Linked DNA regions of Mus musculus: all the other regions are linked to region 1. Evidence: chromatin loops called from intact Hi-C (ENCODE). Cell type or tissue: left cerebral cortex. All regions are shown on one strand. Region 1 holds the start of Clvs2 (clavesin 2). Region 2 has its middle 69 kb from the start of Sult3a2. Region 3 overlaps Nkain2 (Na+/K+ transporting ATPase interacting 2). Region 4 overlaps Trdn (triadin). Region 5 has its middle 79 kb from the start of Sult3a2. Region 6 holds the start of Nkain2 (Na+/K+ transporting ATPase interacting 2). Region 7 overlaps Clvs2 (clavesin 2).

Region 1 (4,000 bases):
AATTTCCATCTCTTCATCATTATCCCCTAAAGAATCAAAATGACAAATTTTACACAGTATTTGCATTGAGTTAATTATCACAAGTAATATAGAGATGTTTTAAGCACATGGAAGATGTGTGTAGAATATATACAAATTCTGTAGCATTCTATATGTGTAAACCTGTGAGAGTTTGTTATCCACAAGACCTAGGAATCAGTTCCCCATAGTTCCCAAGAGATGTAAAGTGTATATGTAAAATATATACCACAGACACATACACACACCAGATATATTCATAAGCACACACATACCTATTTATATGAATAATTTTCAGCGCTTGCATTTAAACTTTAACCAATATGTGTATGACTTATTCCCCTTTTCTGGTTCTTAAATTATTTCACAATAATTTATTTGACAAATGATGTAGTACGCCATATCACACTCCTTTATTTTATTTTATTTTTTATCAGTACCATACTCAAGAAAACAAAACTAATGTTGTACAATTTGAAAGTCTAACAGTCTTTAAAGTCGGCAACTTCAGGGGCACCTCCTGTTCACAGAATGTAGAACACTGACCTGTAAATCTCCAACCCAAATATGACTCAATTATTATGAACACATGCTGTGCCCCTAGATTGGGCAGATCTTCTGCTACACTACCATCTTCCCCATCTATGAGACCCGTTAGAACTTGTGGTTTCTCCAGGCCAGGTGCTTCTGTTCTGCTTTTCTTCTTCTTCCTCCTCCTTTGTGTCCTCTCCCTCTTCCATTTTCTCCTTCTTCTCCCTCTCTTCACCTTCTGCTACCCCTTGCCTTACATCTACCCAATCATCAGCTCTCCTTTGTTTTACAAATTAAAGTGGGAAGCAGGTTTACAGGAAATCACCTGAGTGCTGACTCATTCCTTGTTCACAACCACTCACAGGAGAACAGAATTAACATCAAATATAATTAGCTCCAGGTCTATCTATAACACTGACCTACACTGGAGTTCAGTAAAGAGTCGCTGCATTGGGGTAACTTAAACTCAGGACCCTTTCTTACAGTTTGAGTAATGCGCACTGTGCTTTGAAAATTAAAAACATTTTTTTTAAAAATAGATTTCCAGGCATCACAGGCCCAAGGGTTCTTTTTGTTTATTATAATCCCAGTATAAAGATGCATTACAAGGAAAGAGCATATCTCTAGAAGTAACTGGAAATACAGTTTATTAGGAGTCAAGTGTCCTCTTTCCCTGCTCCCACCCAACCCCCTGTCCTATGACAATGTTGTTATTCTTGTTGATATTGTTGATTTTTGCCTGGATGTTGTTTTCATCCTCTTCAAAGGGAATTTAATAGGAATAGTTTACTATTTCTTAAAATTAAATATCTCTGAGTACAACAAAAGCAGAAAATACAATACGTTTCTCTACTCCTACTCAATCAAAATTACCCACAAGAACCAGAAAAGGTTTCTCAACCTTAATTAAGTTGCAAAATCAAGGGCTACTCTACCCCGCACTCCCGGGTCTTGCACACAAAGCGAGGAGGAGCATGGGGATGCTGTGAGGCCATAGCTGTTCCACTAGATCAGTTATAGCTGGACCTGGCTGGGACCTGGAGACCAGAGCAGGCTGAACTTGGGGCTTGGGATATTTGAATGTGTCCCAAAATTCGTTCCTACCCCTACGAGGCAGAGGCAGAGAGAGGAGCGGAGAGCATGTGTGAGCGCTTACAACGCTAGGAGCTCTCTTCTGGGATAATCAAGAGTTGGGATGAGCCGGATCCTCTTTTAGCAGCAGCGGGCTCAGGAGTGGCTGCGGAAGCCCCAGGGGCGCGCGGGACCCAGTGGCTCTGGGGGCAGTGGAACAGCCCCTGCGGGCCGCGCCGTGCTACCGCTTAGGCGTACAAAGGTAAAGGCGGCCGCAGCCCTAGTGGACTTGCACCGTCCCGGCGTTCCCATCCCTTCTCTTCCTCTCTCGAAGGCAAAAAAGGCTGGCCGGGCAGCGAGGTCCTAGCTCTGCGGGTCCCCACCCTTCCTGCTGACAGGCTGGCTGTCCTTGGATGAGGTCGTCGAGGCTGCTCCCTGGTGAATCCTCAGGCGGGTCTCAGCCACCATCTCTCTCCACTGCTCCATCCCTCTGAGAGGAGTAGATGCTGCTGCTGCCCCCACCCCCGCCACCACCTCCGCCAGGGCTGATGGATGCTGGGGAGTGCCGCATTGCTTAGTGACTCTGCCTCGCGGTTTGCTGGTAGGAACTGACTGCTCTTTCTTCTTTCTGGCTTTGGGGTGGGGGTGGGGGGTATAGGGAAAATAGAGACATTTTTATTTCATGTTCCACAACTCCCTGCACCCACCCTGGTTTTTACATCTTTGCTCCCAAAAAGGTTTCCTCCTGTCCTTATCATTATCCTCCACTTCCTTGGCAAGTCCCCTGAAATAAAGGGAGAGACTAGGCAGAAGTTGGGGGCTGGGTGGGGAGGGTGAGCCCACGCCTCTGTCAAAGGTACCCAATACCCAGCTGGAGCCTTATGAAATTACTGTGTGTGGAAGAGGTGCACGATTTGATTTGCAGTCTCCCCTAATTGGATCGTAATAACCTAAAGTAAAAACCACACAACGACATCCTATAAAAATAGCACCTTTGAATAAGCAGAGAGAAATGAGCTTCTTTCCCTTCCTCTTTCTCTCTCTTTCTGCCAAAGACGCTCCCTCCCCGCCTTGGATCTCACAGCTGAAGAGCCAGCCACCTTATTATTAATCAGAATTCTCATCTTTATCTGTGGCAGGCACATCCTTTATCAGGGACCGCAGCAGATTTACAGTGCTGGGGCTGAGATGTCCATGGGGGTTGTTTTCTTTACATCTTGCAAGGCAAGAGAAGACAGAACCAAGACTAATGCTAGTTGGAACTAGTGTTTCTTTCCTCTTCTCTCCTCTCCATCTCCTCTCCCCTCCCCTCCCCTCCCCTCCCCTCCCCTCCCCTCCCCTCTCCTCCCCTCTCCTCTCCTCTCCTTCCTTTTCCTTTCCCCTTCCTTCCTTCCTTCCTTCCTTCCTTCCTTCCTTCCTTCCTTCCTTCTTTCCTTCTCTCTCTCTCTCTCTCTCTCTCTCTCTCTCTCTCTCTCTCTCTCTTTCTTTCTTTCTTCCTCTTTTAATTCAGAGTGGTAAAGGACCAGGGCCTGTCCAAAGGCTCATTTCAAATGGGAAGCATTGTTTTTTAAGGGGCATTAGGGGAAGACATTTAAATACTCTCCAGAAAAGCTATGGGGAAAAACAGGAGCAACAGGGTACTTGGCTTAAAACAGAAGAGGAACCATTTCTTGTACAGGAAAGGAAGCAGACAGCAGTGAGGAGAACCGGAGGCCAGAGTGTGGTGTGGAGGTGACAAGTACCAGGTATATTGTTGGACACACAAAGAGAGAATCAGAGTAGACAGCTTGGATACAAGGGGACAATGACTCATTTGCAAGCTGGCCTCTCTCCTGAGACTTTGGAAAAAGCTCGCCTGGAACTCAATGAGAACCCAGACACTCTGCACCAGGACATCCAAGAAGTAAGGGACATGGTCATCACTAGGCCGGACATTGGCTTTCTGCGCACAGATGACGCTTTCATCTTACGCTTCTTGAGGGCCAGGAAATTTCATCACTTCGAAGCTTTTCGCCTCTTGGCCCAGTACTTTGAGTACCGGCAGCAGAACCTGGATATGTTCAAAAGCTTCAAGGCCACTGACCCTGGCATCAAGCAGGCACTGAAGGATGGCTTTCCTGGGGGCCTGGCCAATCTGGACCATTATGGGAGGAAGATTTTAGTCCTTTTTGCTGCCAACTGGGATCAGAGCAGGTAAATCCTGAATCCCAAAGTTTACTTATGATCTTTTGACACTTCTGGGTTTGTTTGTTTGTTTGTTTGTTTGTTTATTTATTTATTTATTATGATTTACTCTTAGGAGTTTCGTAGTGTTGTAATTTCAATACTTTTGTTTACTTGCTGGGAGCAGGGAAGGGGGCAGAGGGAAAATGCAACTCAT
Region 2 (4,000 bases), 89 kb before region 1:
ATTCCAGTATTCCAAGGGCAGAGAGAGCAGGCACTCCACCACCTTGAGCTGACGTTTAGTGTCCTGGAACATTGTCACTGGATCTCGATTGGGCACAGTATGGGCAACTATTGTAGGGTCAAAGACTTAAGTTAGATTGGCAATATCCATCTTAGTGTTTGGATTCTGAGACACTCTCTGTAGGTGGATGATGAGGAAGGCTAGTGTGTCCCTGTTGGCCTGGGGCAGCTCACTGACAGCCTCAGCAAAGTGGACATATCCATGTCATCTGCAGCCTCCTGAAGGACTTCCTTCGCAACCTTAAAGAACCCCTTCTGACCTTTTGGCTGAGCAGAGCCTTCATGGAGGCAGCAGAGATAACAGATGAAGACAACAGCACATCCGCTATGTATCAGGCTGTCAGTAGGCCAGAGTTTTTAAACTACAAGGTTAAAATGTAAACATCAGATAACAAAGTGTGAGCCACTCATCAAAATTTCAATTCTATGTAAGCCTTTTTTCTTGGTGAGCAGTTTTATTTCATGTTTAATCTACTGAGAAAGGTTCTTGAGATGTTCTAATGTAGACAGAGTGAGTCCTGTGGTCTGGAAATGGGCAGTCTTCACACAGTTTTTCTTTTTAAAATTTTTTTTGAGACAAGGTATTGTTAGGTATCTCAGGATGGCTGGCCACAACCTTGAGGGCTTCTTGCCTCAGCTTCAGTGGTGTAGCCTGGTCTACAAGTAGTGGCCCACTCCACAGTGTCCTCATATCTTTACCATGGAGAATTCCCTTGTTCCCTGAAGGCAGAGCCTGGCCTTACTAACTCGGTAGGCCCCAGTATGCACATCACAGGGCCTGGTACATAGCACATAACTGTGTCTGAAGGATTGTACCCATGGAGAATGCAGAACACATGGTGAGAAACTCAGAAAAACCTTGATTTTCACTTTTGACAAATTAGAAGATGATTATGTTTTATGAAATGATACAATCATTGATTTTTCAATAGCAAGCTTTTAAAATAGTATTCAATTGGGAAAAGGCAATTTTTCACATACCTTCAGGAGCACAGAACAAAATAAGGGAACCCTGAATAAAAACATACAAAGAGCTTCAGCTTCAGCAGTGGAGCCTAAGTGGGAGCATATTTTAAGTGAAACTGTACAATATGTTATATCTGGAAAAAATGTGTTTTAAAACAGACACTACAGAAAAGAGATTTAATCGTGAATTCCTGAGTATTCTGCTATGTGCTAGTAAAAAAAAGAGTGTTTCTTTTAATGTTCATGTGTATTGCTATATTAGACTGGAGTATAACTGTTTTTATGAAGAAAACAATACTGTTTCCATCAATAGAGGTGATGTTCTAAATGCAAACAGAAAGAACTTATTCACATGTTATTTCCTTTCATTGGCTACAGTCTATTCCTTACTTTTACGTATTTTCATATGCACATTTTAAATAAAAGTGTACAATGGGCTATAGCTGAAAGAAAAGTGTTTTAAAACAGACACTACCGAATACAGAGTTAATCGTGATTGCCTGAGTGTTCTATTCTGTTACAGTTATATCAAGGGATGTGCTATTTTTAAAAAACATGCAAATTAATTTCTTTGCTCTTCAGTTTCCTTATTTGTCACACAGTGACTAGAATATATTTTTAGAAAGTGTGAGGAAATGATACATTTTATAAAGCACTTAAGATTTCTCCCTACCAGGCATTGTCATAAATAAAGTCATAAATAAAGTGTGGGCTTTAGTTGTAGACTTTCTTTTGCTGGCTCTACCACTTGTTGACTATATTTGCTACAGAGCAAATTATTTAACCTTTATGAGGTTCTGTTACTTCATTGATAAAATGGGGTTGCTAACTACCACAAATATTGTTTTGAGATTCAATATTATATTTAAAATCCTTACCACATAATTAGCATCTGGCAAATGATAGCCATTTAATAAGTCAAGCTAGGGAAAAGTATAATGTATTGACCTTATGAAATCCAAAACATCAATGAGATTTAAGTCAAAGTCTTTAGCTGTAGTTATCAATGACCCACAGTAAATGATAAGTATAATAATTCTAAAATGAGAGCCAGAGTCACAGTATTTGCCTAAACTAGTGAGTTTTTAAAAATGTTTTAATATTCTGAAATTTTAGAGCTATATTGGAGGCCTGGGAGGTACAAGGGAAGGCAGCAGTAGAGGAGCTGTTTTAGGGGTGTATGTATAAGGGCCTTTATATTTTTTTGATGAGAAAGAACTCTTTTTTGTTGTTATGTTTTAAGACATCTGTGTATCTCTGGTGGTCCTGAAACTTGCTCTGTAGACCAAGCTGGTCTTGAACTCAGAGAAGAGATTTTCCTGCCTCTGCTTCATGAGTGCTGGGACTAAAGGCATGTGTTACCACTGCCTTCAAAAAAGAACTCTTTTTTTTTAATTTCTTTATTATTATATCTAAGTACACTGTAGCTGTCTTCAGATGCACCAGCAGAGGGCGACAGATCTCATTACGGATGGTTGTGAGACACCATATGGTTGCTGAGATTTGAACTCAGGACCTTCGGAAGATCAGTCGGTGCTCTTAACCACTGAGCCATCTCTCCAGCCCCAAGAAAGAACTCTTAATATGAAAGTAAAAATTGATTAGATTATTCAGCAAATGATGGTGTCATGCCTTTGAAATGCAAGTGCTATGTCATTGAGCCATATCATGTCTCCATGCAAGTTTCTTAAATTTATATAAGCACACATATAAAAATATATTATAAATCTATAAAATAATAAATAAATATATATAAAATATTCACACATGAAGATGGTGTGGGGAAGAGAGACACTATGATTCAGACAGCCCCAGATGGCTTTGCACTGATCTTCTTGTCTGCCTACTAAGTGCCACAATTACAGGTGTTTACCACCATGCCCCTTTTATGTGGTGCTAGGGATCAAACACGGCATTGGGCATGCTAGGAAGGCACCCTACACTTTTAGTTCAAGTATAGTTTAAGATTGGATTTGTTTATAAGTCAGTTATATTCATTAAGTTTTCAACTAAAACCATTTAATGAAGTTTCATACATAAAATTAGAATGGTAGCTGGAAGCATTGAAATGCTTTAAGTGAGGGCTTAATGGGCTATCTTAGAAGGAACAATGAAGATTTTGTTGCTGTGAGTGATCTGAACTGTGTTGACCTGGCCCAAGGGGTTTCAGTGTAGAATAATTTCATTATGTGGCCTAGAGACTATTTTGTAGTATTTTGGTGGAAGATGTGCCTGATTTTTGCCCTTGTCTGAAGAGTCTGCCCGAGTACAAGGTGAAGAGACAAAGGAAGTCTCAGAAATACCCATCATAGACTTTGTTCTCTGATTAAGTCTCATGAAGAGCATTTTAAATAAGCATAGCAAACTGAGAAAGGGAAAATATAAAATATATGGTTCAAACATTGAAGGGGCACCACGAAGTGAGATAGAGCCGAATCCTGTGTTCAAGGATATTAAACTGAATTAAGGGAGTTAGTGGTCTTGGGGCAAGATCCCACCTGGCTATATTTAGCTCCAGGCATGGCAGTATAAGCCTTTAATCGAAGGAGGCAAAGATAAGTTGATCTCTGAGTTTAAGACCAGCCTAGAATATGTTCTAGATGAAGAAAAACTTAAACCCAAGCTTGGTGAACCACATCTTCAATCCCAGTGTTTAGGAGGTAGGCATACTGATCTCAGAGTTCAAAGTCAGTCTACAGAGCAAGTTCCATGACAGATAAGTTTAGACAGTGAAGGATTTAGAAAACAGAAAGATGGTGATAACAAGGGGGCCATGTTCCAGCCCCAGGAAGCAGCAGAACTCAGCAGTTTTGGTCGTTTGGCTCTGGCTTTATAGTGAAGAGGAGAAGCAGACTACGGAGACAATTGATGTTGGTTAGTTGGAGCAAATAAATCAGTGGTGATTAAGAAGAGACCAGCATCATTGAGGTGAAATCTTCTGGGATGTTTTCTGAGAGCACAAAGAAGCTGTGTTC
Region 3 (4,000 bases), 760 kb after region 1:
TTGAAGCAAGTGCAAGTTTAGGTAGGCCAGATTGCAATTATCCCCTGTTGGAATGTAGCCAGGACTCCCATTAGTGCATGCTCCTTTCTGAGTAGCCTAATTAAAGAAATTTTGAGAACTAACAAAGTTGGCTGGCTTGCAAAAGTCGGTGCTTGCTAAAATTTATAAGTTACAAGTGCTTAACAATCTGACCTGATTTTTATGATGAGGTCATCTTATTAATTAAAGTTTTCCCATCATCTAATTAGAAAATAGAGTCTAAACAGAGTCTGAAGGGTTTCCAGTCTTACTTGGCAGTTTTAAAAAGTGGAAAAAAGGAAAAAACAGCACCCAATTAGAGCTCTGAAAGCTAGGCCCTAGACATGCTTTCAGAGTCACCCAATACCAGCTGGGTAATTATTCAAGATGCACTTCCAGTAAGGGGACATTATAGAGACACCAGTGAGTTAGCTTTGATGTATAGAAGTCTGTGCTGATCCCCATGGTACTTGCTGAATGGAATGGAGTGCTGGACCACTTAAATATATAGCTTACTCATTGCCTCAGAGGCTATTCCCTGGTTTTCATCTCAAACAGTACTTAGAGAGAAGGAATAGTTTAAGAAGTCCTAAGTGAGTATCCAACACTAGAAAATATCTTGGGAAAAAGCAATGCAGAATATGTTGAGAATTTTCTCAAGTAAGGTTCTGGGTTTAAAATGTGATGTTTAAGTTCTAAATAGCCTGGAGTTCAGTTGGCATCTGCATCTTTATAATCATTTCTGCCTAGAACAAAGGTACAGCCAGACACACAAACAAAGAAAGTGCAGACTAAGCCTCACTCCCAAACCCATTTGAAGGAATAGAGCAGGAGTCATAGGAGAGAAAACACCATATTGCCTGACGATTCAAATTAAAAAAAAAAATCATTGATATTTTGCCCCAGCAACACTGCTCAAGATTTACTTGTGGCATTGATATAGTATTTAATTAATAATATTGTATGTCAGTCAACCACATGTTTCTAAGTCATTGAACAAATTGACAGTGAAAGGAATAGAGGAATATATAAAGTAAAGACTGCTCACCTGACAGAGAATGCCACACATGAAATGTTTATACAGCTCATGTATGTTTACATGTGTTTCATTGTTTTTCTTATTATCATTGAGAAATAAGTCCTTGATGAATCATGGCTCCCTCATATTGGCCTTAACAATTTAGGGTAAACATCTGTTTTTCAGTTTGTAAGATGTAAGCAGATGTGTAAGGCCATTTGTTGATGGGACTAATGTCCATGTAAGATGCTGTTCAAATGGATAGTGCAGAGGGAATCATAGTTCCCTAATTTGATTGTGCTGGGTCTGAAATGCATTTATTTTTTATCTGGGACTTGACTTTTTGTCACATTTAGAGAAAGAGAAATTGTGGAGCTCTGCAGCTGCAGACAACAGAATCTTTAGACAGGCTTGGAATGTTACCAAACCAGCCCAGCACCAGTGGAAGTCTCCGTGAATGGAGGCTTCTGTTATGTGACAGAAGGTGGTTATTTTTCCTTGCACTATAAGAGTGCTCTATCTTTTGTATCTATTGTGGGTGTGTGGGTGTGGCAGACAGGGTAGACAGCTGGAACAAGGGGTCAGGCTTTAGGAAGATTGAGGGAGCTATCAAAAACACTGTTTCTTTTTAAGATCTCTTCTTTGCATAAGGATATTAAAATGACTGTGGTTTAATCTAATGTATGTTTTATGTGTTTGGATGGAAGTATCTCTAAAGAGTAGTAGGGATTAAGAACATATAGTAAGACACATGTGAAGTTAGAGATTTTTGGATTTCTGGATGTTGTTTTAAAAAGCTTTCTGACTGGAGTCACATTTTGAAATCCTGGTTTAACATTATATGTCACATCGTACAAGTTGTTGGGTTAAACTAGGTTGATAATACTTAGAAAAGAAAAAAAAAACCTGGTACAGGAGAGAAAATAGTTAATGCATCAAACGTGCTAATCTTGCCTTGTGGAGAGTTTTTAAATCTGAAAAGCATTTCAAAATTTTACAGTAAGTGACATATAATTAGGATAATTTCTTTATTCTGTACTGACAAGCTCACAGCAAAAAATTGGGGAAAAGTATTCATAAAACATAGGAACAATTCAAATGGAAGGGACTAAAGTCAAGGGGGATAGCCAGTAAGCAACCATAAAAAGTACCATGTTAATGAGAACCCAGCATAATAGTTACAACAAAATGATGATTAATAAAAGAAAACAATAATTGCTGTTAGGAAAGTATCTGTTTCTATACCCAGAGATCCGGCTGCACTGTGGATATTGGTTTTATCATTAGCATAAAGCATTGCCTGACAGTATTTTATAAAACACTGTATTCCATCACCTTCTGATTGGTTAAAAAAAAAGGCTGTACAGCCTATAGCTGGGCAGGAGAGGAAAAGGTGCAACTTATGAGCCAAGAGAGAGGGAGAGGGTCTCAAGGGGCTCCTGGGGAGTTGGCATCAGGACACAAAAGAAGGAGATGCCAGGAGAGACTAAAATGGCAGATAACAGGCCATATGGCTTGGTGAAGGCCAGGGATGGATTTTTGGGTCAGAATATGCCCAGCTACAATGTCTGAACCCTTTAAAATAAATATAAAGATCACTATAACATTATTTAAACCAAGGATGGGCATAACAAAGCCTGTAGTTTTAGAACTTTCTTTCCAAATCAGTTAACACAGACACAATGTGTCTCCTTTTATACCCCAACTCAAGAGTGAATCAGTTAACACAGACAAAATGTGTCTCCTTTTATACCCCAACTCAAGAGTGAGGAAAGGGATATCTTGGCTTCCATCAGTTCTAACGTTATGAAAAGAAGATTACTTGATGACACATGATGACAGTGAGGCAGTTTGATACAAAAGATAGGAGTGGCAGACCCTGGCTCACCAAGAAAGAAGGAAAAGTGACATTGCTGCATGCTTCAAAGTAGCTAGAGATCACTTAGTTAAGGAGGGTGATTGGGAGCTTGTTTTGAATTCTTTTGCACTTGAAGTGGCAATAGCAATGTAAAGGCAATGTGAAGACAATGTAAAGGCAATGCAAAGGTAATGAATATCAGCAGTCTTCCCAATCTGTTGGTTGCCATTTTGTCCTTTACCTTCCAGAAGCTTTGCAATTTTATTAGTCCCATTTGTTGATTCTTGATCTCAGAGCATAAACGATTGATGTTCTGTTCAGAAAAATTTCCCCTGTGCCCATGTGTTCAAGGCTCTTCCCTACTCTTTCCTCTATTAGCTACAGTGTATCGGGTTTTATGTGGAAACCCTTGATTCACTTGTACTTGAGTTCTATTCAAAGACATAAGAATGGGTCAATTTGCATTCTTCTACATGCTGGCCCCCACATGAGCCAGCAATATTTTTTGAAAATGCTGTCTTTTTTCCACTGGATGGTTTTAGTGCCTTTGTTAAAGATCAGTCTTCAATTCTACCATTGATCACCTGCCTTTCTCTGTACAAATAACATGCAGTTTTTACCATTTCTGCTCTGTAATACAGTTTGAGAATTGCTCTTTCTAATTCTATGAAGAATTGAGTTGGAATTTTGATGGGTATTTGCAATGAATTTGTAAATTGCTCTCAGCAAGATGTCCAGTTTTACTCTATGGACCTTGAATTCCTGTTCTTTTCAAGACTGTTAGAGGGCTAATATCTAATATATACAAATAACTCAAGAGGGTAGACTCCATAGAATCAAATAACCCTATTAAAAATGGGGTACAGAGCTAAACAAAAATTCTCAACAATGGAATACCAAATGGCCAAGATGCACCTAAAGAAAAGATCAACATCCTTAGTCATCAGGGAAATGCAAATCAAAACAACTCTGAGATTCCACCTCACACCAGTCAGGACAACTAAGATGAAAAACTCAGGTGACAACAGATGCTGGTGAGGATGTGGAGAAAGAGGAACACTCCTTTACTGTTGGTGGGATTGCAATCTGGTACAACCACTCTAAAA
Region 4 (4,000 bases), 250 kb after region 1:
CAGATGAATTTGCAAATTGCCACAACTCTGTGAAGAATTGAGTTAGAGTTTTTATGGGGATTGCATTGAATCTATAGATTGCTTTCAGCAAGATTTTTACTATAATTAATCCTGCCAATCTATGAGTATGGGAGATTTTTCAGTCTTCTGAGATCTTCAATTTCTTTCTTCAGGTTTGAAGTTCTTATCATACAGATACTTTACTTCTTTAGTTAAAGTCACACCGTTTTAAAGGGTGTTATTTCCCTAATACTATTCTCAACAATAAAAGAATTTGTGATAGAATCACCATCCCCAAACTCAAGTTGTACTACAGAGAAATTGTGATTAAAAACTGCATGGTAGTGGTACAGTGACAGACAGGTAGATCAATGGAATAGAATTGAAGACCCAGAAATGAACCCACACACCTATGGTCACTTGATCTTTGACAAAGGAGCTAAAACCATTCAATGGAAAAAAAAGACAGCATTTTCAACAAATGGTGCTGGCTCAACTGTTGGTTACCCCGAAGAAGAATGTGAATTGAGCATTCTTATCTCCTTGTACAAAGCTCAAGTGTAAGTGGATCAAGGAACTCCACATAAAACCAGGGACACTGAAACTTATAGAGGAAATAGTGGGGAAGAGACTCAAGGATATTGCTACAGGGGAGAAATTCCAGATCAGAACAGCAATGGCTTATGCCGTAAGATCAAGAATCGTCAAATGGGACCTCATAAAATTGCAAGGCTTCTGTAAGGCAAAGGACACTGTCTATAGGAGAAAACACTAAATAACAGATTGGGAAAAGATCTTTACCAATCCTAAATCCGATAGGGGGCTGATATCCAATATATATAAAGAACTCAAGAAGTTTGACTCCAGAAAACCAAATAACCCTATTAAAAATGTGGTACAGAGCTAAACAAAGAATTCTAAACTGAGGAACACCGAGTGGCTGAGAAGCATGTAAAAAATGTTCAATATCCTTAATCATCAGGGAAATGCAAATCAAAACAACCCTGAGATTCTACCTCACACCAGTCAGAATAGCTAAGATCAAAAACTCAGATGACAACAGATGTTGGTGAGGATGTGGAGAAAGAGAAACACTCCTCCACTGCTGGTGGGATTGCAAGCTGGTACAAACTCTCTAAAAATCAGTTTGGCAGTTCCTCAGAAAATTGGACATAGTTCTACTGGAAGATATGGTAACTCCTGGGCATATACCTAGAAGATATTCCAACTTGTAATAAGGACACATGCTCCACTATGTCCATAGCAGCTTTATTTATAATAGCCAGAAGCTGGAAAGAACCCAGATGCCCCTCAACAGAGGAATGGATACAAAAAATGTGGTACATTTACACAATGGAGTACTACTCAGTTATTAAAAACAATTAATTCATGAAATTCTTAGACAAATGGATGGATCTGGAGGATATCATCCTGAGTGAGGTAACCCAATCACAAAAGAATACACATGATATGTACTCACTGATAAGCAGATATTAGCCCAGAAGCTCAGAATCCTTCTTAGAATGGGAAGCAAAGTATCCTTGGAAGGAGTTACAGAGACAAAGTTCATAGTATAGACTGAAGGTATGAACATCCACTAGCTGCCCCACCTGGAGATCCATCCTATAAACAACCACCAAACCCAGACACACTATTGCAGAGGCCAACAAGAGCTTGATAACAGGAGCCTGATATAGCTGTCTCCTAATAGGCTCTGCCAGTGCTTGACTAATACAGAATTGGATGGTCACAGTCATCCACTAGATGGAGCACAGGGTTCTCAATGAAGGAGCTAGAGTAAGTACCCAAGGAGCTGAAGGGGTTTGCAGCCCCAGAGGAGAAACAACAATATGAAATATCCAGTAACCCCAGAGCTCCGTGGAACTAAACCACCAATCAACGAAAACACATGGAGGAACTCTTGTCTCTAGCTGCATATGCAGTAGAGGATAACCTTATTGGTCATCAGTGGGAGGCAAGGCCTTTGGTACTGTGAAGGCTCTATGCCCCAGTATAGGGGAATGCCTGGGCCAGGAAGCAGGAGTGGGTGGGTTGGGGAGTAGGGGGAGTGGGGAGAGAATAGGGAATTTTTGGAGGGGAAACTAGGAAAGGGGATAACATTTGAAATCTAAAGAAAGAAAATAATTTTTTAAATATTCACTAAGAAAAAAATAAAATATTGTTTTAAAAAATATGTAATTTCCTTTAGTGTGATAAAGTAGAAGAGTTGAAAATTTCAGATGTCTTCTAAACATTGATTCTAGAAGATTATGCTAGTGATCTACAAATTTATACAAAGGTAAGTCATATAAGCTAAAGGCAAAAATATGGTGTATGGAAATTTATTTCTTTTTGTTATACTTAAGTCTTTAGTAGCAAACCAATATGTACATAAAAGAATTAAGAGAATATGTTAAAAAAATCAAAGATTTACCTTTGCCTAACCAATCAACTTTATAGGGCAGTCATTGTGCCATATTTTCTGTTCAAAGAATATAAGCAATATATGGGTTCAATTTATTGGCATGAAAGAAATAGATTTTTCATAGAAAAGAAAACATAAGAAGCAGTTGGATACTGCTCTTGAGACCATAAAGTAGCATTTATTTGCTGTTCTTTATGGTAAAGCCTACAGTCGATTTCTTCAGCCTTCCATACCACTCACTGTATAAAGGCAAAGAATATGCAAGGCTAAATTTTCTATGTGCACCTGAATCCTTTAATCTTCAGTTATCGATGTGAAATACTCAATACTTATGTGCCAAACTTTACCAATGGTTATCAAAATGATATTTGAGGGAAAATAGATATTTGTGGTGAAAAATGAAAACGAAACCTTCACCTGTGATGCACCTGATCCTGACCCTGAGGTTTGGGGGTAGACAATGATCAAAATCACTTACCTTTTTGCATTGATTAATTTTTTTAAAGTGTATTATCTAATGTCAAGGGAAATGTAAAATATTTTGTCATTAACTTAGGAGGTCACATGAAATTTCGCATCGTATTTATAATTAGATTCGACCTTGCAATAAGAAATGATTCATATTTGTAATCTTTAGTTTTCACATTTGGTCAAAGTGTAAGATTGATAAATGGTACAGGGACACACAATTAATACAGAATGTTTATAGCTTTTAGAACTGAAAACACTGAAATATTTTATCAAGAAACTGCTTTAGTGAACCACTGATGGAACAGAATGAAGGCAATGTACGACTGATGCTTTATTCATAATTGTGTTTCTTGCCCTGATAAACAATGTATCTAGTGCCATCTACTAACTATCTCCTCTCATATTTTTGTTACTGAGGTTCCTGGATGTACATAATAGTGCTTCACATAGTTAAGACAAGGCAAATGACCTAGAAAAATCTGATAAGTATAGAAATATCTTTTTGTTTTGAAAGAAATGAGTATCATTATCATAATCTCTAAACCTAATCATTGACTCAGGTGGGCAATTACCTGGGGGAAAATTGTCTTCAGTGTTGGGTAGTGATAATACCAATAAAAAAGTCACATACATCAAACATTGCATGACAGATAGTGTCACTTTGTGAGAAACAAACTCCTTTGAGTGATGTGCTATTCTGTGACATATGGAATTTAGACCTGATTATTTATTAAAGGAGTAATGAAGTAGAAAGGAGAAAAAGTGAGAGAGCAAGAACTGGAAAGGAATTTCTTACAAATCATGTCATTGTAAAAGTATCAAATAAGTATTAAATAAGTATAAGAGGTAAAATGTTTATATGAGCAGAGAAAATGATAAAATGCTAAGTATTCACAGTGGGTGGGTAGGGGATTGGGGGGTGGGTATGGGGGACCTTTGGGATAGCATTGAAAATGTAAACGAGGAAAATACCTAATTAAAAAAAAAGAAGTCATAAAAAATTGCTAAGTATTCTATCAACATACTTAAAAATATGATTAAAAAGTCATGATGGACTTATTTTCATGCGTTTCTGGGGTTGTTTGTAAGCCAGCTTCTCTCTTG
Region 5 (4,000 bases), 79 kb before region 1:
AGTACCAGGATTTCAGTAACAAATGTATAGGATGCTTAGTTTCTAACAACACATCTTACTACTTAGCTTCTGAAGAGAAAACTTATAATTTTGGGTCTTATAGCATTGTGGTATCTAAGCTCAAGAAATTCAGGGCTGAAGAATAGACCCAGGCAGATCCAGGCACAGCCAGTAGCTAAGAATGTCCGGCCATAAAAGATAAAAAAGAGAGTGCAGGAACTAGCCAGGGCTATCAGGACCAAATGGCCATCTGGCAGGATGGCGCCTCCCGGGTGGCACCTCCCTATAGCCCACCATAAATCATACACTGACCAGGTGTCCTGCTGACCTCGAGAAGTCCAAGCCCTTGTGCCTCCCTACACCTTAACTAGCACGTACTGCCCTGTTAATTTGTAATCACCTCGCCGACATTTAAATAAGCCAATCATGTGTAACCACGCAAATTCCTTCGGCTCCCTCCCTTTTTGGTTTGTGGTTTTTGCTTTTATAAGCCTGTAAGAAGTTTGGGCCGGGGTCGAACTCCCCTGCCCACTGTGCGGTGCATGAGTTTCGACCCCAGCATGCTGGCTTGAGCTCTCCTTTGTTGTTTGTGTGTGTGTGTGCCATTAAAAGCCTCGTGTTATTACAACGAGTAAGGTCTAAGTGTCCTACAGGGTGCGCGCCTCCCCGAAGAGGGACTCCCCACAGGCATCTTTCACTTCCAAGTATTCAAACTTACATGGGTTCAAGCCAGACAAAATTCCAGCACTCAGAGGTAAACACAAAGTCCCACCTCACACAAAGAGGATCCTTGTAGTTGATGCTTACTGGGAGAGAGGGGGTCATTTTTCTCCAGTTGAACGGCACTTGGTGTATCAGCCACACTTAGGGCTGCCATAGAGAATGACCAGTGCACCGGGCAGTGGTGACACATGCTTTTAACCCCAGCACTTGGGAGGCAGAGGTGGGCAGATTTCTGAGTTTGAGGCCAGCCTGTTCTACAGAGTGAGTTCCAGGACAGCCAGGGCTATACAGAGAAACCCTGTCTCGAAAACCCCCCATCCAGATACTGCCCCACTTGGATCCAACCCATAAACAAGTATCAAACCCAGACACTAGGCAGATGCCAACAAAAGCCTGCTGACAGGAGCCTGATATAGCTGACTTCTGAGGGCCTGTGCCACTGCCTGGCAAATACGGAAGTGGATGCTCACAATTATCCATTGGACAGAGTACAAAGTCCCCAATGAAGGAGCTGAGAAAGTACCCAAGGAGCTGAAGGGGTCTGAAGCCCCATAGGAGGAACATCAATATGAAGTAACCAGTACTCCCAGAGCTCCTTGGCACTAAACTAACAATCAAAGAAAACACATGGTGGAACTTCTGGTTCTAGCTGTATATGTAGTAGAGGGATGGCCTAGTTGGTCATTAATGGGAAGAGAGGCCCTAGGTCCTGTGAAGGTTCTATATCCCAGTATAGGAGAATGCCAGGACTGGGAATGGGAGTGGGTGGGTTAGGGGAATAGTGGAGGGGAGGGGATAGGGGATTTTTGGAGGGAAAACTAGGAAAGGGGATTACATTTGAAATGTAAATAAAGAAAATAATAAAAAAATTTAAAAAGAAAGAGTTCAATTATCACTTAATTATACATCAAAGACCTCTCATCTCCATGTAACTTTGAGGTATTGGGAATTGATTGACCGAGAACATTTAAATTGGGTCAGAAGCATGGGCAAAACATCTTCTTTTAATATAATTGTTGCTCCTTAAATACTTGTAATCTGGTCACTTTATAAACTTAAGAAAAGGAAGATTATAACCTTAGCCACCCTGTTCCCTCTGGAATTTGGAGTGTGTATGCAGTCATATGTGAAAATGTAAGAGCAAGTAGTAGTCACAAGAGTGTCCAGCAGAGGGCACTCTGAGGATGAGATGACAACACACTGGGAAAAATATCATGAGTTATGTAAAAGGTTTGTAAAATTGTTATCGTCGTCTAAACAGAATTATCTAGGTAAGAGCTGGATGATAATTGATAGACATTTTACTAGCATATCAGACAGTGCTAGGAGCCAAGTATGAAGGTCCTTGCATTCACAGATCTCCAGAACAAAATAAGAATGTTAAGCACACAGGATTGTCTTTCCAATGGGAAAGATGTAAACAAACAAACAAACAATAAGTGTATATGAATAAGGAGTTCGATTTATGGAGCTGGCATGAGTTAGAGTGAAACCATGATTTCTGAGGGTGTAGGACTTGAAGTCTTGGAGTTTCTCAAGGGCTTCTCTGGTCTCAGCCTTGGAAGAAACCATTGATTTGAATAATTTACCATCTATGCTTTCAAGATGGAGTTTATGAATAGTCTTGATTTACTGTAAGGATTTTTAAATGGACTCAAAAGCACAACAAAGTCTCCTCCATAACCCAACTCCAACAACAGCTAATATTTAACTGTTTCCAAAAATTGCACTGACTGTATTTGAAGGTAAATCACAGACATGGTATTATTTGACATGCAAATAATTTTATTTACACGAAGCACTTTCTAAGAGTTGAAAATTCTGATATGAAAGGAGATCTTCAGTGTGAACCCTGCGGAGGGTGCCAAGGTCCCCAGAGGACTCTCCACGCTGCAGGCGCCCTACCACACCCAGGACCTCAGGATTACTGGTGAGTGGAACGCAACATCAGTTCCAAAGAATTTCAGAGGGTCTTGTGCCAGTAGGAACAGGGATAAAGGAATCCCGCCTGACCAGAGGCTGGAATTCTTTACAGTTGGGGCCAGCCCCGTGCCATCTTCAGTGCAAACCTGGCAGAGGGTGCCAAGGTCTTCAGAGGACTCTCCATGCTGCTGGCTCCCTAGCACACCCAGGACCTTGGGATCACTGGGGAGCACTTAGGCAGCAGAAGCAACAAAGCTTCTTGGACAGGGTCCCTTTGGGCTTTCATCCTCAGCCAGGAGGCAGAGCTGAGACCCAGGCCCCCAGGCACTTTCCTTGCCAGAGGAGAGTTGGCCTACAGGGAGGGCTCTGACCCCAGTACTCAGGAAATGGACCAGAGCTCCAGACTTCTGAACACCTTCTCTGCAAGAGGAGAGCTTGCCTGCAGAGAGTGCTCTGACCACTGGGACTAAGGTGAGAGTTGGACTCTCAGCAGTGCTGACAGAGGCTAAGAGAATCATAGAGGGAAAAGCTCCAGCCAGAGACAGGTAGAACATTTAACACCAGAGATTACCAGATGGTGAAAGGCAAACGTAAGAATATTACTAACAGAAACCAAGACCAATGGGCATCGTCATAACCCAATATGCCCACCACAGTGAGTTTTGGCTACCCCAACACACCTGAAAAGCAAGACTCAGATTTAAAATCATATCTCATGATGGTGGTAGATGATTTTAAGAAGGGCATTAATAATTCACTTAAAAAATACAGGAGAACACAGCTAAAGAGGTAGAAGTCCTTAAAGAATTAAAGGAAAACACTGCTAAGCAGGTAGAAGTCCTTAAAGAGGAAACACAAAAATCCCTTAAAGAATTACAGGAAAACACAACCAAACAAGTAATGGAATTGAACAAAACCATCCAAGATCTAAAACTGGAAGTAGAAACAATGAAGAAAAGCCAAAGGGGCACAACTCTGGAGATAGAAATCCTAGGAAAGAAATCAGGAACCATAAATTCGAGCATCAGCAACAGAATACAAGAGATGGAACAGAGAATCTCAGGTGCAGAAGATTCCATAGAAAACATGGACACAACAATCAAGGAAAATGCAAAATGCAAAAAGATCCTAACTCAAAACATCCAGGAAATTTAGGACACAATGAGAAAACCAAACCTAAGGATAATAGGAGTAGATGAAAATGAAAATTTTCAACTTAAAGGGCCAGGAAATACCTTCAACAAAATTATAGAAGAGAACTTCCTTAACCTAAAGAAACAGACACCCATGAACATACAAGAAGCCTAAAGAACTCCAAATAGATGGAACTAGAAAAGGAATTCCTCCTGACACA
Region 6 (4,000 bases), 730 kb after region 1:
AAAAGAAACATTGTATGGAAACAGGCAGAAAGACTTATGATTACTTTAATTTTATTTACTATCAATATTTTAATATGCTCCTTATCCACATTTGTTCAAGTTATCTAATCAGTTAAATGTTATTTTAGTGACTGTAAGGATAATTGTTACTGGTCTATTTGTTAAATGCAATAAAGACTGTGTAAACTTGTAGTGAAACTGCTCAGAGGAGATACACACCCAGGCATGAGAATTTTGTCATAGCTGAGTATGGAGTCACCTCTAACTGGCTTAGATGCTGTGTGCTCAGGACAGACAGTGAGTTGTCCTGAAAGAAAATGAAGTGGGTGTGAATAAACCTTGAAAAGCACTTTAAAGCCATTTGTCAAGGTGAGTCCAGATGGAGGTATGCAGATGTGTAGACATTTCCCCCACAGAATCAAGGTAATTAACAATAGTTATGTCATCAGACAAGTCAAGGAAAGCCCTTAGCACCTCATAGCTAAACACTTTATGACCTTCTTTCTAAGTGAAAATGCAATCGACTTTCCAATTTCAGACATCTCTTTTCTCTACACACTTCTATGGAACAGCTAGGACTCTCAGCTGTGATTAATGTTCCTTCCAGGAAGGTGTTTAGTTCCAGGGACAAAAGGAAAAGCAACAAGAAAGGTACAGCCACCTCAAGGAATGGGATTGCATCTGTAACTAGGGCACCTTTGCAGAAGCCCGGCATTAGCTATGTTGTGTATAAAGGACGTGATAGGAATTTACTTCACAAAGAAGTAAATACTTAAACACCCTCTAAACATGTTTAGTATCACTTCTGGGTGAAACTAGAAGATGGCTGAGAAACTCATTAAAATATCAATGATGGTGTATTGCACAGTGATTTGGGACACCAATTTTTATTTACAGAAGATGAGCATTCCAACTTGACTGTTCTGTCTGAGAACATGCATCTCTTTTATAGAGATACTTCTCCTGCCTAATATTTTAGTTTCTTTTACTTGGGAATTGGCATTGTATCACTTCCCAGGTTTCCTGTAATGAATGAGACAATGTGATGTAGATTCATCAAGTAGATACTAGTTGCATACAATACTGAATTACCATCAATTACATTTGTCGTTGCTACTATACCAGTAAAATATCTACCATAAAAGCCCTTGAGGAATATTTTATTTGATTGGGTTTCCCTTAAGGCAGATACCAGATACAAGATTACATCACAATTGCTTTATTTGAAAGTTGTCCCAGGAAGTCATGGGGACTGGAGCAGAGAGATGAGATGAAATGAAATGGTTACTATTGTAGAGAATCAGGACTGAATGCTGGTGGAGACCCCATGGCATGGACTAATCTGTTTTTGGCATTTCCAATATGTGCGTTGAAAAGGCTGAGGTCATCATCCCCCACCTCTCCTCCGTTGCCCGATAAAGATGGGTTTCAAGGAAATCATTTTATTTCTTAGCCAAGAGCCTCCTCTGCTTAGGAAACAATTCAGTGTGCCCACAAAAAGAGAGGAATGCCATGTGTTGAAAGGTCATAGTTCAGTGATTAAGAATGAGGAAGAAATAGTGACTACAGATAGAATTACGTTTTACGGTACAGTCTAAATGATTCTCAAGCTGATGCTGATGGAAGGGAGACTAGGTCCTCAGTGTGGGTAAAGTTACCATACACAAATGTCGTTTTTCAAGGAGGCTTAAGTCCTACTTGTCTCACGAACCTTGTTGGTTAGCTTTTTTTCTTTTTTTCCGGTTTTACATCTCTAACGATGGTATTTTTTAGCTCCATGAACAGTTCTTTTCACTCACAGCACTTTATTCCAATGGCTTTACTATCCAGTGGATCTCAACAGTACACCCTCTCTCTGTAGCCAGATTAGGAATGCTTTCAGTAGCTGTTGGGACTGTAAATGAAATGCCCTCTTCTGAACACCAAGGTCTAAATGACCATCACTTGCTCCAGCATGTTTTTCCCTTCAGCTTTTTACCCGTAGGTGGCAGCAACAGGCTCCAGAGTGCGTGTCCGCAGGTAACTGCTGCTGTCAAACCTGGAGTATGACCAAGCAAGGACACATAACCAACCGGATGGTGCATGAGGTCTGGTAGATAAGTGCTCAAATTTCATCGGCTCCTTCCATTGTTAAGAAAGCAGTCTGAAGCACCAAAACCAAACTCCTACATTTCCTCTGGCTCCCTACATTTTGCAACTTCAAGAGGCAATTCCGTTCGGTCCTTGTAGCAGGCTAATCTTTGAAACTCTGGAATCTCTGTCCCTTGCTGTCCTTGCCTCGTGCCAAGCACAGGACTGTTGGTTGGCCGCCACCGTGTCCACTTCTCTCCCTCCGCTCTTTGCTGTAAGTGCATGCAGGTTTTCCAGTGGGGAAGAATGCCTTAGCGGCACCCCAGTTGATATCTCACCATCCCTTTTCATAACCGTACTTTCACACACACACACACACACACACACACACACACACACACACACACACACACACACCACAGCTTGCACGTGTAATGCTTCTGGCAGGGTTGCCTCAGCAAGACCGATACCAACAAAGCAAGGCATCGCCAAGCAAGCAAGCAAGCAAGCACGCAAGCAAGCAAGCAAGCCAGCCAGCCATGCCACCGGGACTCCTCCGACCCGATCCCTCGCGTTGTTCCCGCAGTCAACGCCCCCGCAGCTCCCAGGCACCGCGACACCACGCCCGCAACGGCCAGGGCTGCTGCCCGCCACGACCTCTGAGAAGTTGTTGATTGGGAGGGGATCCGCTCATCTAGGCAAGGGGAAGGGCGCCGCAGGGCGTCCGCGCGGCCCCCGCAGCCGCCCCGCCCCTGGGCCCCGCACGCGGAGCGCAGAACAGAGGCGCCCGGCGCGCATCTCAGCCGCCCCGGGAGCCCGCGCACCCGTGCGTGGGGAGGGAGTGCGGGGCGGGCGAGCGCTCGTCGGGCGTGGGCCGCAACTTGGCGGGCCAGATGCCCCAGGGCTCGGCGGCGCTGTCTGCCTGCCGCTGCTGCCCCTGCGGGGCCCGGGCGCGTCTCCTTGGGCGGCGCTGCCCGCGGCGCTGGGAGTGCAGTGAACGAGTAAAGGTATGTGTGGCGGGCGCGGCTGGGGCAGCCGCCGCCGCGCAGGACACTGTCACTTCCCTGGACATTGGCAGCGGCATCTGGGAGCCCTAGAGCCCTGGGCAGGTTCTCCTGTCCTTCCCCACGATCTGATTGGATAAACTGGGGCCTCGACGGTGGCCGACGTGGGACAGCCTGGCTGTGGCAGGGGTCTCGGAAACCATGGGTTATTGCAGTGGCAGGTGCACGCTTATCTTTATCTGTGGCATGCAACTGGTAAGTGACGCTTGGGTTCTCTTATTCTCTTATGTACCATTGAGAGAGTGGGCAGGGAGTGTAGTAAGAGATCTGCCATTGAGCAGGACGGAAGGGAAAAGAAGAGATAAAAGATGCCACATATTACCTGTATTTAAAATGATTTTAGGGGTGCAGCAGAAGTGAGCCTTTCTGCCTTTCCCCGTTTCTGTCCCTCTAAGGACAGTTTTGCAGGTGCAGGTTAAACTTGTTATCTTTAATTTCTTTAAGGGAGTGGAGATGTTGCTCTCCTTTTATGCTTGGCATTCTTGCTAATGTGAACAGGATGGTTGTCATATATATTTTACTATATATGCGTGTAAGTTGAAAAGCAGATTTTCAGGCTTTTATATACTTGTTTTGAAGTATTTATTTATCGTCGCTTGATATTTTCTTAGAATATATTGTCTTATAATTTTCTTAAAAACTCCTTGTTTAGGTCAGATGTGTTCTAGCAGCATTCTGAACTAAAAAGCCACAGTGAGTTCTAAAAGTATGTAGATCAGAGAGAGATACTTAAACTCTGCAACACCATTGCCCCAGAGTGGACCTTTAAAACATAAGAGCTACAAAAATTCCAAGAAGAAATAATATCTTGTCTTCCATAATGTACAATATTGCCACTGAAATTGATGCTATTGTTTGATCTCACA
Region 7 (4,000 bases), 85 kb after region 1:
GTTTTTCTTTTTCTTTTTTTTCTTTTTTTCTTTTTTTTTTTGATTTTTTTTTTTTTTTTTGAGACAGGGTTTCTCTGTGTAGCCCTGGCTGTCCTGGAGCTCACTCTGTAGACCAAGGCTAGCCCAGAACTCAGAAATTCGCCTGCCTCTGCCTCCCAAGTGCTGGGATTAAAGGCGTGTGCCACCACGCCCGGTTCACTAGATCTTATGTAGTTTAGGCCAGCATTGCAAGTGCTTGGGTGTTCAACCAGTGTCACTGTTACATGATATAACATGATCTTAATCTCTTAAATGCATTGCTAGCATGGGGCTTGGACATTTTCATGTAAAATGAAGAAAGATTAAATTCTGTTAATTTTTACTTATATAATGAATATGTATAGCAAAGGTATTTCATTCTTAATGGCATTAAAAGGAATACCTTGTCATAATATTACTCAAGCACATTACACAGCTGATGTTACAAACACATGTTCTGAAAATCTGCTGAAAGACAACCTAAGGAGTGTTGGTAATATTTTTCCATAGATTCAGGTGTGCAAGAGACTATAGTATGATTTCATTTTCTCAAAATAAGATAAATGTGAACATGACCAAAAGGTGAGGATTTCTGTGCTTGCTATTGTGAAGCCTGTTCTCATAATTTCATCAGTGCCTGGAATTTTCATATGAAACTCCCCATCCATCACATCCATATATTCAATGATATGTTAGTTCCTGGAGTTAAGGTCATTTCTTATTTTGCCCCTCACCACCAACCAAATAAATCCATTGTTGCTGATTCTGGAAAGCAGAGGCTAAGCTTCAATTCATTACCCCATTGCAGCCTTGGGTGAGCCTCCTCTTGAGTATACCATCTTCTCCCCCCGCCCCCCAGTCACATGGTATAGTTTCTTTAATGTCATAAGTGGCGCAGATAAATGAAAAAATTCGTAGATTTTGGAGTGATTCTTGGTGTTGTGAAGTGGAATAGTTAGTCTTTGTGAGGTTTATATTTTCTCTGTTCTAGGGGTAAGGCAGAACACATGGGCACAGATGCTTGTGGGTGGATCTCAGCTGGCGCCCTATTTCCTCAGTGAGAGTGGAATCAATGCCAGTGCTGAAAGTGATGTGGAGGGAGGAGGTGACAGTGACAGTGTTCCAGAATGTACTGCTCTAGAGATTGTTTTTAACCACAGCACCTTCATGACTTGATAGAAGATTATGATGTGGTATAATATATATGATTATTTCAAAATTATATAGATGATACAGTAAAGTATTTAGAAGCATATTTTCTAGGAAAGGTATTTCTGGTTAAAGAATATTGTTGTGATATATATATATATATAATGTATATATATATATGTATATATATATATATACATGATATATATATACACATACATACACACACACACACACATATATATATATATTTCAGTAAGAAGGCATTATGTTTCCAATTAACCAATTTACCATGGGGAAGATGGCATCTTCCACCACTATAGTAATGGTGGAAATTTGTTCTGTACACTTTGGCCAATGTTTGCATTATATCTATTTGTAATCTTCCATAATTGTAAAACATAATAGTGTACTGATGAATATTTCTTCTATTTCTGTTTACCTAATGATATGCATACATTTTTCTTTATATTAACTTCTGTGCATTCTAAAGGTACAGACAATAAAGATGAATGTGGTTAGCCTGTTCATCTTGACTCAAAAGTGTGAATTAAGTTACTTCTAAATTATACTCTTAAAATAAATGTTAAAGAAATTTGTGTATGATACCAATGATACTTTTTTCTTTTTTTTTTTTTTACGTATTTTCCTCAATTACATTTCCAATGCTATCCCAAAAGTCCCCACCCCTACTCCCCTACCCACCCATTCCCATTTTTGGGCCCTGGTGTTTCCCTGTACTGGGGCATATAAAGTTTGACTATCCAATGGGCCTCTCTTTCCAGTGATAGCTAACTAGGCCATCTTTTGATACATATGCAGCTAGAGACAAGAGCTCCGGGGTACTGGTTGGTTCATAATGTTGCACCTACAGGATTGCAGATCTCTTTAGTTCCTTGGATACTTTCTCTAGCTCCTTCATTGGGGGCCCTGTGATCCATCCCATAGTTGACTGTGAGCATCCACTTCTGTGTTTGTTAGGCCCCGGCCTAGTCTCACAAGAGACAGCTATATCATGGTCCTTGCATCAAACGCTTGCTAGTGTATGCAATGGTATCATCGTTTGGAGGCTAATTATGGGATGGATCCCTGGATATGGCAGTCTCTAGATGGTCCATCCTTTTGTCTCAGCTCCAAACTTTGTCTCTGTAACTCCTTCCATGGGTGTTTTGTTCCCAATCTAAGAAGGGGCAAAGTGTCCACACTTTGGTCTTCATTCTTCTTTAATTTCATGTGTTTTGCAAATTGTACCTTCTATCTCGCTATACTAAGTTTCTGGGCTAATATCCACTTATCAGTGAGTACATATCATTTGAGTTCTTTTGTGATCGTGTTACCTCACTCAGGATGATGCCCTCCAGGTATCATCCATTTGCCAAGGAATTTCATAAATTCATTCATTTAATAGCTGAGTAGTACTCCATTGTGTAAATGTACCACAATTTTTGTATTCCTTCCTCTGTTGAGGGGCATCTGGGTTCTTTCCAGCTTCTGGCTATTATAAATAAGGCTGCTATGAACATAGTGGAGCATGTGTCCTCCTTACCAGTTGGGACATCTTCTGGATATATGCCCAGGAGAGGTATTGTGGGATCGTCCGGTAGTACTATGTCCAATTTTCTGAGGAACCGCCAGAATGATTTCCAGAGTGGTTGTACAAACTTGCAATCCCACCAACAATGGAGGAGTGTTCCTCTTTCTCCACATCCTCGCCAGCATCTGCTGTCACCTGAATTTTTGATCTTAGTCATTCTGACTAGTGTGAGATGGAATCTCTGGGTTGTTTTGATTTGCATTTCTCTGATGATTAAGGATGATGAACATTTTTTCAGGTGCTTCTCAGCCATTCGGTATTCCTCGGGTGAGAAATCTTTGTTTAGCTCTGAGCCCCATCTTTTAAGGGGGTTATTTGATTTTCTGGAGTCCACCTTCTTGAGTTCTTTATATATATTGGATATTAGTCCCCTATCTGATTTAAGATAGGTAAAGATCCTTTCCAAATCTGTTGGTGGCCTTTTTGTCTTATTGACGATGTCTTTTGACTTGCAGAAGCTTTGCAGTTTCATGAGGTCCCATTTGTCAATCCTCAATCTTACAGCACAAGCCATTGCTGTTCTATTCAGGAATTTTTCCCCTGTGCCCATATCTTCGAGGCTTTTCCCCACTTTCTCCTCTATAAGTTTCAGTGTCTCTGGTTATATGTGGAGTTCCTTGGTCCACTTAGATTTGAGCTTAGTACAAGGAGATAAGAATGGATCAATTCACATTCTTCTACATGATAACCTCCAGTTGTGCCAGCACCATTTTTTAAAAAATGCTGTCTTTCTTCCATTGGATGGTTTTAGCTCCCTTGTCAAAGATCAAGTGACCATAAGTGTATGGGTTCCTTTCTGGGTCTTCACTTCTATTCCATTGGTCTACTTGTCTGTCACTATACAAGTACCATGCAGTTTTTATCACAATTGCTCTGTAGTAAAGCTTTAGGTCAGGCATCGTGATTCCACCAGGTACTTTTATCCTTGAGAAGAGTTTTTGCTATCCTAGGTTTTTTGTTATTCCAGATGAATTTGCAGATTGCTCTTTCTAATTCGTTGAAGAATTGAGTTGGAATTTTGATGGGGATTTCATTGAATCTGTAGATTGCTTTTGGCAAGATAGCCATTTTTACAATGTTGATCCTGCCAATCCAGAAGCATGGGAGATCTTTCCATCTTCTGAGATCTTCTTTAATTTCTTTCTTCAGAGACTTGAAGTTCTTACCATACAGATCTTTCACTTCCTTAGTTAGAGTCATGCCAAGATATTTTATACTATTTGTGACTATTGAGAAGGG

The links. A loop is a pair of places that touch in the nucleus more often than their neighbours do. Peaks named below come from ENCODE experiments on the same cell type or tissue, not always from the same donor. Only the 100,000 strongest peaks of a DNase experiment are listed, where the experiment ranks them.
Region 2: it touches region 1 in a loop (2.2-fold over the local background); 4 of 42 quality-filtered maps call a loop at or near these places.
Region 3: a loop joins it to region 1, with 5 times the contacts of the local background. A loop is called at or near these places in 2 of 42 quality-filtered maps.
Region 4: it touches region 1 in a loop (2.6-fold over the local background); 2 of 42 quality-filtered maps call a loop at or near these places.
Region 5: it touches region 1 in a loop (1.9-fold over the local background); 4 of 42 quality-filtered maps call a loop at or near these places.
Region 6: it touches region 1 in a loop (2.3-fold over the local background); 2 of 42 quality-filtered maps call a loop at or near these places.
Region 7: it touches region 1 in a loop (6-fold over the local background); 6 of 42 quality-filtered maps call a loop at or near these places.

Annotation. Positions count from the first base shown.
Region 1 is chr10:33,622,357-33,626,356 of GRCm38, reverse strand. Clvs2 (clavesin 2) reads left to right here and starts at 1,673. Exons shown (of 6, transcript NM_175448.4): 1 at 1,673-2,221; 2 at 3,299-3,813. The coding sequence starts at 3,425. Gm15939 (predicted gene 15939) reads right to left here and starts at 2,111. Exons shown (of 5, transcript NR_152723.1): 1 at 1,451-2,111. In left cerebral cortex, a CTCF peak has its summit at 1,893; DNase peaks (open chromatin) are centred at 1,767, 2,123, 2,569, 3,462 and 1 more place; H3K4me3 peaks cover 2,926 bases; H3K27ac peaks cover 2,741 bases.
Region 2 is chr10:33,711,130-33,715,129 of GRCm38, reverse strand. No RefSeq gene overlaps it. Among named protein-coding and RNA genes, the nearest start is that of Sult3a2, 69 kb to the left of the region's middle. In left cerebral cortex, a CTCF peak has its summit at 2,452 (motif pointing right); a DNase peak (open chromatin) is centred at 1,533.
Region 3 is chr10:32,867,275-32,871,274 of GRCm38, reverse strand. The region is part of intron 1 of Nkain2 (Na+/K+ transporting ATPase interacting 2); the gene reads left to right. Among named protein-coding and RNA genes, the nearest start is that of Nkain2, 21 kb to the left of the region's middle. In left cerebral cortex, no CTCF peak of the experiment used is centred here; DNase peaks (open chromatin) are centred at 80 and 1,513; H3K27ac peaks cover 1,892 bases.
Region 4 is chr10:33,368,486-33,372,485 of GRCm38, reverse strand. The region is part of intron 21 of Trdn (triadin); the gene reads right to left. Among named protein-coding and RNA genes, the nearest start is that of D830005E20Rik, 110 kb to the right of the region's middle. In left cerebral cortex, a CTCF peak has its summit at 1,765 (motif pointing right); a DNase peak (open chromatin) is centred at 1,789.
Region 5 is chr10:33,701,497-33,705,496 of GRCm38, reverse strand. No RefSeq gene overlaps it. Among named protein-coding and RNA genes, the nearest start is that of Sult3a2, 79 kb to the left of the region's middle. In left cerebral cortex, a CTCF peak has its summit at 1,887 (motif pointing right); a DNase peak (open chromatin) is centred at 1,888; H3K4me3 peaks cover 207 bases; H3K27ac peaks cover 312 bases.
Region 6 is chr10:32,888,972-32,892,971 of GRCm38, reverse strand. Nkain2 (Na+/K+ transporting ATPase interacting 2) reads left to right here and starts at 3,057. Exons shown (of 7, transcript NM_001013411.2): 1 at 3,057-3,329. The coding sequence starts at 3,276. In left cerebral cortex, a CTCF peak has its summit at 1,980 (motif pointing right); DNase peaks (open chromatin) are centred at 2,124, 2,651, 2,914 and 3,207; H3K4me3 peaks cover 2,388 bases; H3K27ac peaks cover 1,876 bases.
Region 7 is chr10:33,537,596-33,541,595 of GRCm38, reverse strand. The region is part of intron 4 of Clvs2 (clavesin 2); the gene reads left to right. Among named protein-coding and RNA genes, the nearest start is that of Gm15939, 85 kb to the left of the region's middle. In left cerebral cortex, no CTCF peak of the experiment used is centred here; DNase peaks (open chromatin) are centred at 275, 1,068 and 2,096; H3K27ac peaks cover 723 bases.